Regions from separate parts of the Homo sapiens genome. Here region 1 is linked to region 2. Evidence: chromatin contacts called from ENCODE Hi-C data. All regions are on one chromosome and are shown on one strand. Each heading gives the region's core, a stretch centred on a gene start or an enhancer-like site at or near the end of the contact. The rest is flanking DNA. Distances are from core to core; before and after follow the strand shown. Region 1 holds the start of CD244 (CD244 molecule). Region 2 holds the start of CD84 (CD84 molecule).

Region 1 (6,878 bases), core at 1,742-4,241, 280 kb after region 2:
CCAGATCCTCTCTTGAAAAATAATAATAGGCCGGGCACAGTGGCTCACACCTGGTATCCCAGCACTTTTGAGAGGCGGAGGTGGGTGGATCACTTGAGGTCAGGAGTTTAAGACCAGCCTGGCCAACATGGTGAAACCCTGTCTCCACCAAAAATACAAAAATTAGCCAGGCTTGGTGGCATGCATCTGTAGTCCCAGCTACTCGGGAGGCTGAGGCAGGACAATCACTTGAACCCGGGGGAGCAGAAGTTGCAGTGAGCCGAGATTGGACCACTGTACTCCAGCCCAGGCCACAGAGCGAGACTCCATCTCTAAAAAATAATAATAATGATGATATAAAATAAATAAAAATGCATATGATAACCTGAATCATATGAGGGAACATCAGACAAACCCAGATTAAGGAACCCTCTACAAAACAACTGGCTTGTCTTCTTCAAGAATGCAATATCATGAAAGATGAAGAAAGGTTAAAGTATGGTCATAGACTGAACATGAGAAACATAACAACTGAATGTAATACATGATCTTGATTGCATCTTGGGTCAGCAAAAAAAAAAAATAAAGCATATTCTTGGGACAATTGGTAATATGTGAATATGGAAAGCATATTTGATGGTATTAATGTTAAATTTACTGAATTTGACAATTGTGCTGTAGTAACATGAGAATGTCTTTGTTCATAGGATATAAGTGCTAAAATATTTAGGAGTAAGGGGACATAATGTCACAACTTGTTCTCAAGTGGTTCAGCAAAAATTATTGTACATTTATACACACATATACATACAGCTAGAGAAAGAGAAATAAAGTAAATGTGATAAAATGTTAATTGGTGAATCTAGATGAAAGAAATTCAAGAATCGTTTGAACTATTCTTGCAGCTTCCCTGGAACTTCACAATTATTTCAAACTAAAAAGCTTAAAAATTAAAGAAATAGAGCAGCTTCAGTCAACTTATGCCAGGCCTGCCCTATAGACACAGGATGGAGGAGGAAGCAGCTCAGGAAGACCCAAGTCCATCCCTCCCTGTGCCTAACAAGTCACTCACCAGCTTCACCGTGCAAGGGCCGGCATAGCCAAGCCCAGCTATGGTGCTGAAGCCCTGGGAATGGGGGTGGAGGGAGCATTGCCCTCTGTCACACAGGCTCATGACCTCAGGGTCATAACCTCAGCTTCTCTGTTACTCTCATCCCCACAGCCAGGCACCAATCCCATCAGTCCTCCTTCGGCTGTCTGAGCTGCATTCAAGGATCCTTAGACCAGGTTCCAACCTAGCTCTCCTGCCTAGAATCCTGGGCCACTAGGCCCCCCAACCCACCCACAAGAGCTGCAGGCTCCACTCCTCCCTCCCTGCTCCCTGTTCCTCATCATGCTCTGCCCTAGGCTGCCTGCATCCTTACAAATGTTGAGTCCACCTGAGCCTTGACTGTGTCTTCCTGAAGGACACAAGAATGCTCAGGGACTCGGTAACTGAATTGAGTACCTGGGCATGGGACTTTATTGCATATGGGGCTTCTACCTGGCCCTGAACCCACACAACACTATGCCTCAGTTTCCCCTCTTTGTGCCCAGAGTGTACCCTCCTCTAATTCCACGCTCTCCACCTCCGTGAAGCCCCTGCAGAGTCACTGATCTAAAATGCAGAACCCTGGCTGGGCATGGTGGCTCACACCTGTAATCCCAGCACTTTGGATGGGGGAGACCAAGGTGGGCAGATCACCTGAGGTCAGGAGTTCAAGACCAGCCTGGCCAACATGGTGAAACCTGGTCTCTACTAAAAATACAAAAATTAGCCAAGCATGGTGGCGCACGTCTGTAATTTCACCTACTCGGGAGGCTGAGGCATGAGAATCACTTGAACCCGGGAGGCAGAGTTTGTAGTGAGCCAAGATCACGCCACTGCACTCCAGCCTGGGTGACAGAAGGAGACTCTGTCTCAAAAAATAAATAAATAAATAAAAATTAAAAATGAAATAAATAAATTAATTCAATTAAATTAAATGCGGGATCCAGGTTTCAGAGCATCCTGGACCCCAGAACTGGAGAAAGAGGGGAGCAGCCCTCAGCTGGGATCCCCAGGAGTAAATGTTAGATGGCTCCATGCCTGGCTGACAGCTTTAGGTTTGCTGTGGAGCTTCCTCATATTGTCTCCTTCTTCTGCCCCAACCCTGCATGTCCCTAATAATTTCCAGGCTCCTGTGGCATCTGGATGGCTGAAGAAGCCGGGGAGATGAGGGACCATGCCTTCCAGCTTCTTCCTGGCTGCTGGCCTCGCCCTCCCCTCCCTGGGCTCAGCTTTCCTGCCTCAGGGGTCCATCCATCTGTCTCTGAGCTCGAGAACCACCCACTTCCTTGGGACTGCTTCTCTTCTCTCATGCCACAATTGGAGGATGCAATTTTCATCATCTTTACAGGCGGCTGGAAGGAGGCTTCTCTCTCCACTACACGGAAGGGTAAATTGAAGCCAGTGGGAAGGAATCTCCTCACCCAAGACTTCCTGGATTGCTGGTGGCAGGGCCAGATACCCCTCTCACAGACCTCCCAGTGCACTGCCAGCCTGTCCTGTCTGATTTAGACTGTCAGAGCTGTCAGGAGCTGCTCGGAGTCAAGTTCCAGATGACTGTGTATGTGGCACAAGCAGAGGCTCTGGCTCTGATCTCCCTGAGGGGCACAGCTCCTAGTCCCTCCCTCGCCCCACGCCAGGTAGGACCTCCTTACCTTTGCCCTGATACACCTTGAGGAGCAGGAGGAGTATGAGGGTGACCACTTGCCCCAGCATTTCCACAGGACAGAGGGGCCAGGCCAGCCCCTCCACCCCACCAGACTCTCTGCCGTGCACGGGCTCAGCAGTCCCCAGTCAGCAAGAGGACGATGGGGAGCAGAACTGCCTTGCAACCTGTCCAGCCACAGTTTCCTCAATTAGAGGCTGTTAACGCCTGCTGTGAGCTGACAAGGCCACTGAGAAAGCCCCAGCGCCTGGAGCTGGTCTGACAGTTCCCACAAGCCAAACTGGTGAAGCTTACCTCAAGTGGGAGGGTGCTTGAAGTTCACAGTGACTCACAAAGCCAGTTTCAAAATTGCATCCCGTTCTCTGCTTCAGCCCAAGAAGTCTTCCAATTCTCTGAATCCTATATGGAGAGACCCCCATGGGGGCCAAACAGCCAGTATCCCCAACTGTTCCATTCCAACAGACATTGTGGAGGTGGAGTGGAGAGGGGCTGGAGGAGGAGTGGGCTGAAACGTAGGGCCCTGGATAAGCGGCTAACAGTGTTGAAGGAAAGGAGGAGTAGCTGAGAGAACATAGGAAGAGACCTAAGGGCTGGAGGCACTAGAAAAATCTAGCAAGCCTGGGGATTCCATGCAAGTTGACACCAAAGTTTAAGCACATGTAAATTAAATTTGTTTCATAAGAATTTGTTTCACACGGGGCACAGTGGCTCACGCCTGTAATCCCAACACTTTGGGAGACTGAAGCAGGCAGATCACTTGAGATCAGGAGATCGAGACTAGCCTGGCCAATATGGTGAATCCCCACCTCTACTAAAAATAGAGAAATTAGCCAGGCTGGGTGGCGTGCACCTGTAATCCAAGCTACTTGGGAGGCTGAGGCAGGGGAATCACTTGAGCAAAGGAGGTGGAGGTTGCGGTAAGCCAAGATCACGCCACTGCACTCCAGCCTAGGTGACAGAGCGACACTGTGTCTCAAAAAAAAAAAAAAAAATTTTGTTTTGCTCCACATTTCCGATCTGTATGCCTAGATTCCCTCCCTTCCTCTTTTTCTACTTTTCTATAGTAGTCCTCTCTTCCCTCTTTTGTCTTCTCCCAGAAGTGACATGGGCCTATTTTTGCTGCCTTCCCATCCATGCTTGGACGCCACCCTCCAGGAAGGCCAGGCAGCTCTGGATCTGCTTAGGCCCCCATGGAGGGGTGGGGACAGCGGCATCCCCCCTCCCCTGGAACACTGTGCTTCAAGGCCAGGCCCCAGGGTTCATGCCTCTTTCTTTCTTCCTTCTGCTTTCCCCTTAACAAATACTTTCAGTTCCCTTCAAGTCCGCTCTTATTCTCTTTTTCCATCCTTTGGTCCATTTCCAGCCACCCTGTCTGAACTGGGCAGGGGGCAGCAGACTGACAGCTTCAGCTGCCAACAGAGGCAGCAGCGGGGCTCTGGACAGAGCGCTGGATTTAGAGTCAAAGACTTGGACTTGCAGCTCCCATTCAGCAACTTACAACCTATGTGATTCTGGCCTTGTTGCTGTCTGAGCCTGTAGGGTCAACAATACATCCTCCCCACCTTCACAAGGCAGTTTTCAGGATCAAATTAAAAATGATACTCCAGAATATGCACACAAAAAACACTGGACATAGATGAGGTTTTTGTGGTTTTGTTTTCATTTTTTTAAGCTCTGAATAGCTTTTTCCAGCGGGTCTAATGGTTATCATCTCTTCTCTCCTTTGTCTGCTCCCAAGGGGCAGCCCTCAACCCTGGGGAATTTCTTCAGAGTTGATCTGGCCATGTCCTTAACCTTGAGAAGTGGTGCACAAGACATGATATAACAAAGAAGGGTAAACTTCCTCACACGACAGGTGGAAAACAAGATCCAGCTGTTGGAACCCACTAATGAATGTGAATTAGGAATCAGCCTCTCCAATCCTGACCCCAACACCAGCTCCATCCTTCCCACCAGGCATGTGGATGACCTATCATCCCCTGGAAACAGAACTCGGAGCAGCTGTACCACTGAGTGTGTGTCTGTCTTGTGGTCCCTGACAAACTCTATCACACAATATCTGCTATTTGTAGGCTGATCGCAGTGGCTCATGCCTATAATCCCAGCACTTTGGGAGGCCAAGGCAGGTGGATCACTTGAGGTCAGGGGTTCGATATCAGCCTGGCCAACACGGTGAAACCTCATCTCTACTAAAAATACAAAAATTAGCCGGGTGTGGTGGTGTGTGCCTGTAATCCCAGCTACTCGGGAGGCTGAGGCAGGAGACTCCTTTGAACCTGGGAGGCAGAGGTTGCAGTGAGCTGAGATTGTGCCTCTGCACTCCAGCCTGGGAGACAGAGCAAGACTCTGTCACAAAAAAAAAAAAAAAAAAAAAGGTGCTGGGCGCAGTGACTCACACCTGTAATCCCAGCACTTTGGGAGGCCTAGGTGGGTGGATTACCTGAGGTTAGGAGTTTGAGACCAACCTGGCTAACATGGTGAAACCCCGTTTTTACTAAAAATGCAAAAAATAAGCCAGGTGTGGTGTTGCATGCCTGTAATCCCAGCTACTTAGGAGGCTGAGGCAGGAGAATCATTTGAACCCAGGAAAAGGAGGTTGCAGTGAGCCGAAATCACGCCATTGCATTCCAGCTTGGGCAACAAGAGCAAAAACAAACAAACAAACAACAATAATAAAAAAAAAAAACAACCTGCCATTTGTTCTACACACTGACCTCCCCAGCCCTGAGCTCTTCAACACAAAGTCTATGCTCTCCTTAGCTTAGTGTTTCCAAGCCTCACCCAGCGCCTGGTTCTTCAGAGTTGATTCGTAGATTGTCAAGTGCTGAAGGAATGAATGAATTCTCTAAGGAAGACATTTCTATTTCCCCTGAGATAGACTGGTTAGCTGAGTCACCATGGACCCTGCCCTCGTGGAGTTTTTATCTTGCCCTTCCTAATTTTTGTGCAGAGAGTCCTTCTGTGCAACTCAGCCACTTTAGCACGAGGACCCAAGACCTACAAAATCAATATAAACCAGAGACTCCCTTAGCTACATTTCCCATACATATTCACGAGATCTTTATAAGTCTGGGACAGGGGACTCAGACAGGGGCATTTAAAGGTTAGCGGCCATCTGGGAATCAAAGGTTCATAAACCCCTGCCCAAACCATGCTTTCATCAAGCTTCGGTGAGTCAAGGTCATTCCAGTAAATCCCACTTCTGATGCCAACTACAAATTTCATGAGTCCCCAGGACCACCCATTTCTGAGACAAATTGCAAGTTTGAGGTCCCCAAGACCATCTTCAGGTTTGATAATTAACTAGAATGACTCACAAAACTCACTGAAAGCTGTTTTACAAATGTTTTACTCAAGCCTTCACAAAGAACCCAACTGATCTTATAGGTATAGTCAACCAATCTTGCAAGAATTCAACAAATAACTTCTGTAATATTAGAGTTTATTAAAGCAAAAAATACAGATGAAAATGAGCCAAGGGAAGAGGTACCTAAGGCAAGGTCCAGGAGAGTCCCAAACAAAGGAGTCAGTCACAGCACTTCCAGTTCTCCTCTCCCAGTGGAGCTGTGCAGACAGGGCCTACTTCTCCCAGAAACTATGTGTGACAATACACACAGAGAATATTGTTAAGCAGGGAAGCTCTTCCAAGTCTTGGTGTCCAGAATTTTTATTGGGACTTGCTCACATAGACATGGCTGACCACCCATGTGGCTGACCATAGTCTCTGGCCCCTCCAGAAATTGAGTTGATGCTATGTGGTCAGAGCTCCCACCATAAATCACATTATAAGCATTGACAATGCTAACAAGGTCCCCAGTAATGAAGATACTCTTATCAAGCAGGACATTTCAAAGCTTAGAGATTACCTCCCAGGAGCCAAGGGCAAAGGTTGGGCCTCTCTTTGAACAAGGTTAATCCTTTACTGCACCACTGGAAAGAAGTTGTTAAAGTTGTCAAAGATGAACCATTCACAAAGAGCCCAACTGATCTTATAGGTATAGTCAACCAATCTTGCAAGAATTCAATAAATAACTTCTGTAACACCAGACACTAAATGAGAACTCATTGCCTTTATTTCTAACCATCTGAATATTGTCTGTGTTCCTGTTTGAATGAAACCATAACGACACTTTTAATAAGCACAAT
Region 2 (7,499 bases), core at 2,610-5,109:
TCCACCTATATCAGCCCCCAGCTGATTGCTCATACCTCTTTCCAAGTTTCACATAGATGAGCCCAGTGATCTCCAAACTTACAGGTCCATCCCTTTCCTAAGGTCCAAGACAAGAAAGGTTTGATTTAGGAATACTCCAGTAGCCTGAATGGCTTGGCACCGACCATCAGGCTCCTGTTGCGAAGGTGCTCTGGCTGCCTTGTTGGCCTCCATATTGATCTCCAGGACTGCTTCAAGCACTTGGAGCTGACAAGGTAGGCCTCCGCTGCCTTCCACTGAAGGCCTGAGTTATCACAGGGGGAACAGCTTTCCACCCTCTGTTTGGAAGCTGGGTTTTTGATAAGCAGTTTTACCCATATGTAATATATTTCCATTTCTATAACTGGATTTCTGCTTTTGAGCCCTTTTCTGAATGTCTGTGGTAGTCATCTGCTTAAATCTCATTCTAATACAGAGGCCTTGTCCTTATCTTGAAGACCCCTCAATGCAAGGACTTCAGATCAGTGGCAGGTTGTTTTGTCAGCATACTTCCACAGGTATGCTTCCTGTCTCTGAGCCCCAGGATGATGGTTGGGGTCCAGTTACCCATAGTGAGCCCACTCATTTCTTAGAATTTTAGGTCTCAACTGCTGAAATGCCCATGACCATGTTTAACATCCAACAAGACATCAACATCATGCTGATATTGGACTTTTATTTGTTTAAAGAAACTAATTCAAATCACATTTGAATAATATTAAAGTGAACGGTATTTGAAATATGTCTGGAGATGGTTGTTTGCTTGGGTATTCTGCCTCACTGCCCTGCCTAAACTTCCGTTATTGGCAAGGACCTGCCAACAGCTCCTTCCTCCTCTGTGGGTGGGTATAGAGAAAGGCACAGATTCTATCCGAATAATCCTGTCTTGACAGAAATAAATAAATCATCACTCTTTACTGACATATTCCCAAACATTAATAGTAGGGAGAGTAATTTACTCCACTTCAGCATCAATGTGGGTGGAGGCAGCATGACTCAGAGGTGAAGTCTAAGGACTCTGAAGCTTAAATTCTACTTCTTTCACTTTTTGGTTAAGTGGCCTTTGACTCTCTGTGTATCAATGCTTTCATCTGTATATGTGCACATAAACCGTATCTATCTCATAGTGTATTGTAAGGATTAAACAAAATAATAACTGTAGACTACTTAGAGTAATGCTGAATATGCAGTGATTGCTCCATAAATGGTTACTTATTACTATTATTGATGGGAGATAAGACAGGGAGTTGAAGAAATAGAAATACGAATGGGGCAGAGAAAAGGAAGAATTAAGAGTATGAGACAGTATATGTAGAGGGGGTGGGCAAGGATTAAAACTGGTGGACTCCTTCATCTCCTACCCTCAGAGTGGGAGTGTCTCCCAGGGTATGTGGAGAGACAGTCAGAGTCATGGTGTTTCCAAAGTCATGATCAGAAAGTTGGCATCAGAGCATAAGACTGTGAATTTTGACTCAGAGAAAACTTTTCCAACATGGAACAGTCATAAGTTTGCACACTCAGACTTTCCTTATGTCGGTGATTTCTGAGGGGAAATGGGGATTTCTCCCTGCATCTCTCCACTGCTTCTCAGCCTCTTCAACTGCTCTGAATTCCAGGGAAATGTGTAAAGTGTAGACTCCTAAGCCCAATACTGAATGTAAGGGACTACCTCTACCAGGAACAGCAGCAGGAGGAATTCATGGTATATTTTTGTGCTCAGAAAAGGTTTGCAGAATAATCCTTAAGAGGCAAACAGATAATTCAGTAAAGGTGGACAGTATGTAAAAAGTACTCCTGGCTTCACTTTTATAAAAACAAGCTCCCATTCCCCTTTCATGGATCCTTGATGAAATGAATATCTCACTCCTAGTTTCCTTTTCCAGAACCCAGACAACCAACACCTAAGCTCAAACTCCCACCACCTTTTCTCCTGTTTATGTTCCTTGGACAATTCCCTGACAGAGGAGTCCTGCCCAGGATCTCTGTGTGGTAAAGCCATGGCTCTTCCTAATAATGAATGAAAAGCGAGTGTGAAAAATAGTAGCATTAGCTGATATCTGTTAAACACTTACTATATTCAGGTACCATGGCAAGTGTTGTACATGCATTATCATCATTTTGATTCTCAAAACAATTCTACTGTATTAATACCTCCCCATTTTGAAGCTGAAACAAGAGTCAGAGGAGGAATGTAACTTCGTCTAGGTCACAAAACTTGTAAACAATTCACTACTAGCTGATTTGACAACTTTATTTCAGTTTCAGTAGATGAAAGAAGTGTATCCTAGAGCTACCTTTTATCTTAGCAGGTATTAACCTTTTGAAGAGCATCAAAAATTTGAAAGCAATGAGTGAAGAGGTCAGGTGGAGCAGAAAGAAGAACCAATGGGATTGGGATTAACCTTGGAATTAGAAAAACCAATGTCTATTTCCAGCTCTACCAATTTAGGTAGTGAAATTTCAGGTGAATTTTTAAACCCCTAAATCTTAATTTATTATTTTTCTTGCATAATGGGATTAATAACGTCTATCTTGCTCATCTCAATGGTTTTCATATGGATGACATAAGAATGTAGGCATAAACATTGTAGAATGTTTTGCAAATTAAGTGGTATCAAATGCTACCTTGTCTGGTCTCTCTCTGGAAGATTAGGGACATCCCTAGTACCATTCCTCATCTACTTGCATTTTCTGTCTGCCATTCTAGAGCGACCAGCAGAGGCTCCAAAAATTTGGTCTGACTAGTGGTTACAATCTCCATGAAGTTCAAATTAAAGGAGCCATAGCTTGAAATGGCCAAAGAAACCAGAGAGATCACAGTGCATTGATTCTACCTTTACAGAAAATCCAAACGTACTAGGTTCCCAGGGTTCTAACTCATGCCAGAATTCTGCTAGTGCATTTTCAGAACTGGCAAGAGATACTAGAAGTAGATCTAGAAGTTCCAAACATAGTAAATTTCTGTTAGAGCAATTGTTTGTATTTAAGGAGATAACATGTACAATGACACAGCACTCCCAGATCTATGTTAATGTTACAATTTTCTTTGTACAAATAACAATCAATATTCATGTCGTTCTTTTAGTTTACTGTTATGCCATAAGTAAGAAAAATAGGGTTTTTAATTCAAGTTCTCCAACTCTTTTTTGAGACTATTTGTAAAAAATGGGATAGTAATCTCTTCCTCATTTATTTTAGAGTTTGTTGAGGATAAAAGCAGAGTAATAGCTCTGTGTTTTGAAAATAAAGGGAGTTTATAGAGATGAGGCTCAACAATGATAACGATGAGTCATCCATCACTCTAACCTGATAGAACAATCAACTATAATTAGGAAAGACATTTTTCTCTCTCAAACGCCATCACAATTGAATGCCAAGAAGAAATTGCTTGTAAGTCATTCAAGCTTTTAGAAGATCTTTCTTTTGCCAGGCTTTTTGGGTGGGTTTACCAAGTGCTGATTCCTCTGAGAAGGATTTGCCTCAGACCTTTGGAAACTGAGATCTCCAGATCTCAGAAATATAACTCAGTAATATAAACTTTAAAGCTGAACCTAAACACTTAGGTTTGAATTTTAAGTCTCTCCCCAGCCAGTTGGATCCTGTTGAGTACAGTAGATACTGAGACCCAGGGTGTTCTGCTAAACACAGATCAAAAAGACAGTTCAATGTCTTCCTTAAGGGCAATTTTTAAAACTTTATGGAAAACTAGGAGGCGATCAGCAAGGGTCAGAACTCACAGGTTTGCAGGCAAAGGAGCAAGATCCATAGGTGGTGCTGAGCCATCTCTTTCAGGGTCTAACCTTCTGTGGAAAAGCACGGCACTGTTCTAGCAGAGTCAGTTTCACTTGAGTTTTCTTCCTCCTTTTTATAACGACATTTAAGAAAGGAAGTGCATGTTAACTGATTTAGTTAACATTGGTCTTTGTATTACTGTGCTAGTTTTTTCCAATTTAAAGTGCCTAGCATTAATTATTTATTCAACACATATTTATTGTGTGCCTACTATGTGCCAGGCCCTCTTCTGGGTGCTGGCAATATACAGAGCAACAAAACAATTGATCACCCTCCTTTCATGGCATTTATACTCTTTTTTGGAGTAATCAACAACTCTATAAGCAGTTCCAATTTAATGTAGTAAGCATTGCAATAGGAAAAATACAGGGAACTATGAGAGGAATAGGGGCATCTAACTCAGGCTAAGAAAAGTTGGAGTAGGCTTCCTAAAGAAACTGACAACCAACCTGAGACAGGCTCAAAGAATGAATTACCATTATTAGGCGAATGGCGGTGGGGGATATGAAAGAGGAAAAATGTTTTGACATATGGTAGGAGCTTAAAAAAACATAGCAATTAAAATTACATAATTATAGTTATATAAAATGATCACAAGTACATGATTATGTATTATAATGTATAATCAACATGTGATATTATTTAACATAATCAATATTAAGTATTATATTAATAATATATAATTATATTTATATATGATACAATAATATATAATTATATAATATATTAATATATAATATAGTATAACTACATACATATAATTATGTATAATTCCATGATATCATCATGAAACATTATGATTATGATCACACCTTATTAGGGACACAAAAAGTGTTTGATAAAAATGAAGTCAAAAGGGATTTTTAGACTATTGAATCTATTTTGCAGATGGAGAAACTGGCTCAGAAGGAGAGGAAGTGACTTTTCCCTATATCACACAGTGAATTAGGGAACTGAGTTAAAAGCCAGCAGTGTCACTTGGCAAAGACTGTGACTCCTGGGCATGAGAGACAGCAGGTGCAGAGGCAGGCTTAGGTGGAGTTGAGCTAGATGTAACAGGACTATTTCTTGTAGAGGGTCTTCATCTTGGTTAACAAGAATAAGAGTGATTGTGTAATGTGTGTATGGGAGATGTTGTCTGGGAATGGGGATAGAAATGAATATTTAAGTTTGACTCAGCTGTTTTGGGGAGTAATGAGAAGGCTGGGGACACTACCCCTGAGACCTGGAGGAGCTTTTTTTTAACTGAGACGAGTCCTCATGCTAGCTAGCTCATTCCTAGGTAACCTGGCCTCTAGAGTCACACATTAAATAATCCTGCTGATCATTTCCCATATATACTTACATAATACTGAATATAGTTGACCCTTGAACAATGCAGGGGTTTGGAGTGCTGTCCCCTCAACCAGTCGAAAATCCATGCATAACTTTTGACACCCCTAAACTCAACTACTAATAGCCTACTGTTGACAGGAAGCCTTACCAACAACACAGTTGATTAACACATATTCTATGTGTCATATACATTGTTTACCATATTCTTGCAGGAAAGTAAGCTAGAGAAAATAAAATGGTATTAAGAAAATCATGATGAAGACAAAATATATTTACTGTTCATTAAGTGGAATTAGATCATCATAAAGGTCTTTATCCTCATCATCTTCATGTTAAGTAGGCTAAGGAGGAGGAGGATAAGGAGGAGTTGGTCTTGCTGTCTCAGGGGTCCCTGGGGAAGAAGAGATAGAGGAGGTTGAAGGGAAGGTGGAAGAGACAGGCACAGTCGGTGTAACTTTTCAGAAGTATATTTAATTTTTGTCTGACTTTTTTGCTTGTTCATTTCTCTAAAAATATTTCTATATGGTACCCCTTCTTACTTCTACCATTTGTTTTAGTTTTAGTGCCTGTATCATACCATAGATGGGCCCATATCATAAAAGAAGTCAAAAGCGGTCCCGAATAGTCAGAAGCCTTCTGTCAGACTGTCTAATGTCAGCTTGTTTTCTGGCACTGCTGCTTCTATGTTTTCTTCCGCATTGTTTGATCCTGGCTTAGATGCATTCTTCTCCATCAAGTCATCTTCCATTAATTCCTCTGGTGTGGTGTCTATTAGCTCTTGAATTTTGCCAAGATTTATTTCTTGAAACCTTTTACCCCAACTTTTTTTTTTGCCATATCCACAATATCTTTCATAATTTCCTTGATTAGCTCTGTCATAAATCCTGTGAAGTCACGCACAACATTTGGACACAGTTTCCTCAAGCAGAGTTTATTGTCTCAGGCTTAATGGCTTTCACCACTTTTTCTGCAACAATGATAGCATCTTTAATGGTGTAATCTTTCTAGACTTTCATGATGGCCCTCTCCTGGGGTTGTCTTCCTAGGCATTGACAATTCTTTCCATAGAGTACGTATATAATGAGCCTTAAAGGTCCTTATGACCCCCTGTTCTAGAGGCTGAATTAGAAACATGTCTGGGGAGAAGTATACCATTTCAGTGCCTTTGCTGTTGAACTCCTGGGGCTCTGGGTGGCCAGGGGCACTGTCCAATATCAAAATAACTTTAAAACGCAGTCCCTTACTGGCAAGGTATTTCCTGACTTCAATGACAGGGTATTGATGAAACCAATGCAGGAAAAATGTTCTTGTTGTTCAGGCCTTCTTGTGGTACAATTAAAACACTGGCTGCTGGTGTTTATCTTTTCCCTTCAAGGCTCAAGGGTTAGCAGACTTATAGATAAGGGCAGTTGTGATCATAAACTCAACTGCATTTGCACAAAACAGTAGAGTTATTGATTTCTCTCAGTTCCTGTATATTTTTGTTTATGGTGATATGTAATTTACTGGAGAGATGAATTTCTTATGTGGAAATGGTATTACAAGATTTTTTTTAATACTGTGTATTTTATTTTACGTTTATGTAACTTAATTTTTTTATTATTCTACTTTAAGTTCTGGATTACATGTGCAGAACGTGCAGTTTTGTTACATAGGTATACACGTGCCATGGTTGTTTGCTGCACCCATCCACCCGTCACCTACATTAGGTATTTCTCCTAATGCTATCCTTCCTCTAGCCCCCCCCATCCCCCACAGGCCCCAGTGTGTGATGTTCTCCTCCCTGTGTCCATGTGTTCTCATTGTTCAACTCCCACTTATCAGTGAGAACATGAGTTGTTTGGTTTTCTGATCTTGTGATAGTTTGCTGAGAATGATGGTTTCCAGCTTCATCCATGTCCCCGCAAAGGACATGAACTCATCCTTTTTTATGTCTGCATAGTATTCCATGGTGTATATGTGCCACATTTTCTTAATCCAGTCTATCATTGATGGACATTTGTCCAAGTCTTTGCTATTGTGAATAGTGCTGCAAATAAATAAATAAATAAATATGTGTGCATGTGTCTTTATCGTAGATTGATTTATAATCCTTTGGATATATGCCCAGTAATGGGATTGCTGGGTCGAATGGTATTTCTAGTTCTAGATCCTTTAGGAATTGCCACACTGTCTTCCACAATGGTTGAACTAATTTACACTCCCACCAACAGTGTAAAAGTGTTCCTATTTTTCCACAACCTCTCCAGCATCTGTTGTTTCCTGACATTTTAATGATTGCCATTCTAACTGGCATGAGATGGTCTCATTGTGGTTTTCATTTGCATTTCTCTAATGACCAGTGATGATAAGCA

The links. A loop is a pair of places that touch in the nucleus more often than their neighbours do. Pooled maps may share reads with other maps.
Region 1: a map of CD14-positive monocyte shows a loop between it and region 2 (5-fold over the local background). The contact joins the promoter of CD244 here to the promoter of CD84 in region 2. A Hi-C loop is called at or near these places in 1 of 168 maps with a recorded cell type or tissue (CD14-positive monocyte) and 1 of 50 pooled maps.

The regions. Positions count from the first base shown.
Region 1 is chr1:160,859,896-160,866,773 of GRCh38, forward strand. CD244 (CD244 molecule) reads right to left here and starts at 2,992. Exons shown (of 9, transcript NM_016382.4): 1 at 2,722-2,992. The coding sequence starts at 2,782. RefSeq lists an enhancer at 2,808-2,857.
Region 2 is chr1:160,575,637-160,583,135 of GRCh38, forward strand. CD84 (CD84 molecule) reads right to left here and starts at 3,860. Exons shown (of 7, transcript NM_003874.4): 1 at 3,756-3,860. The coding sequence starts at 3,801. RefSeq lists an enhancer at 230-279.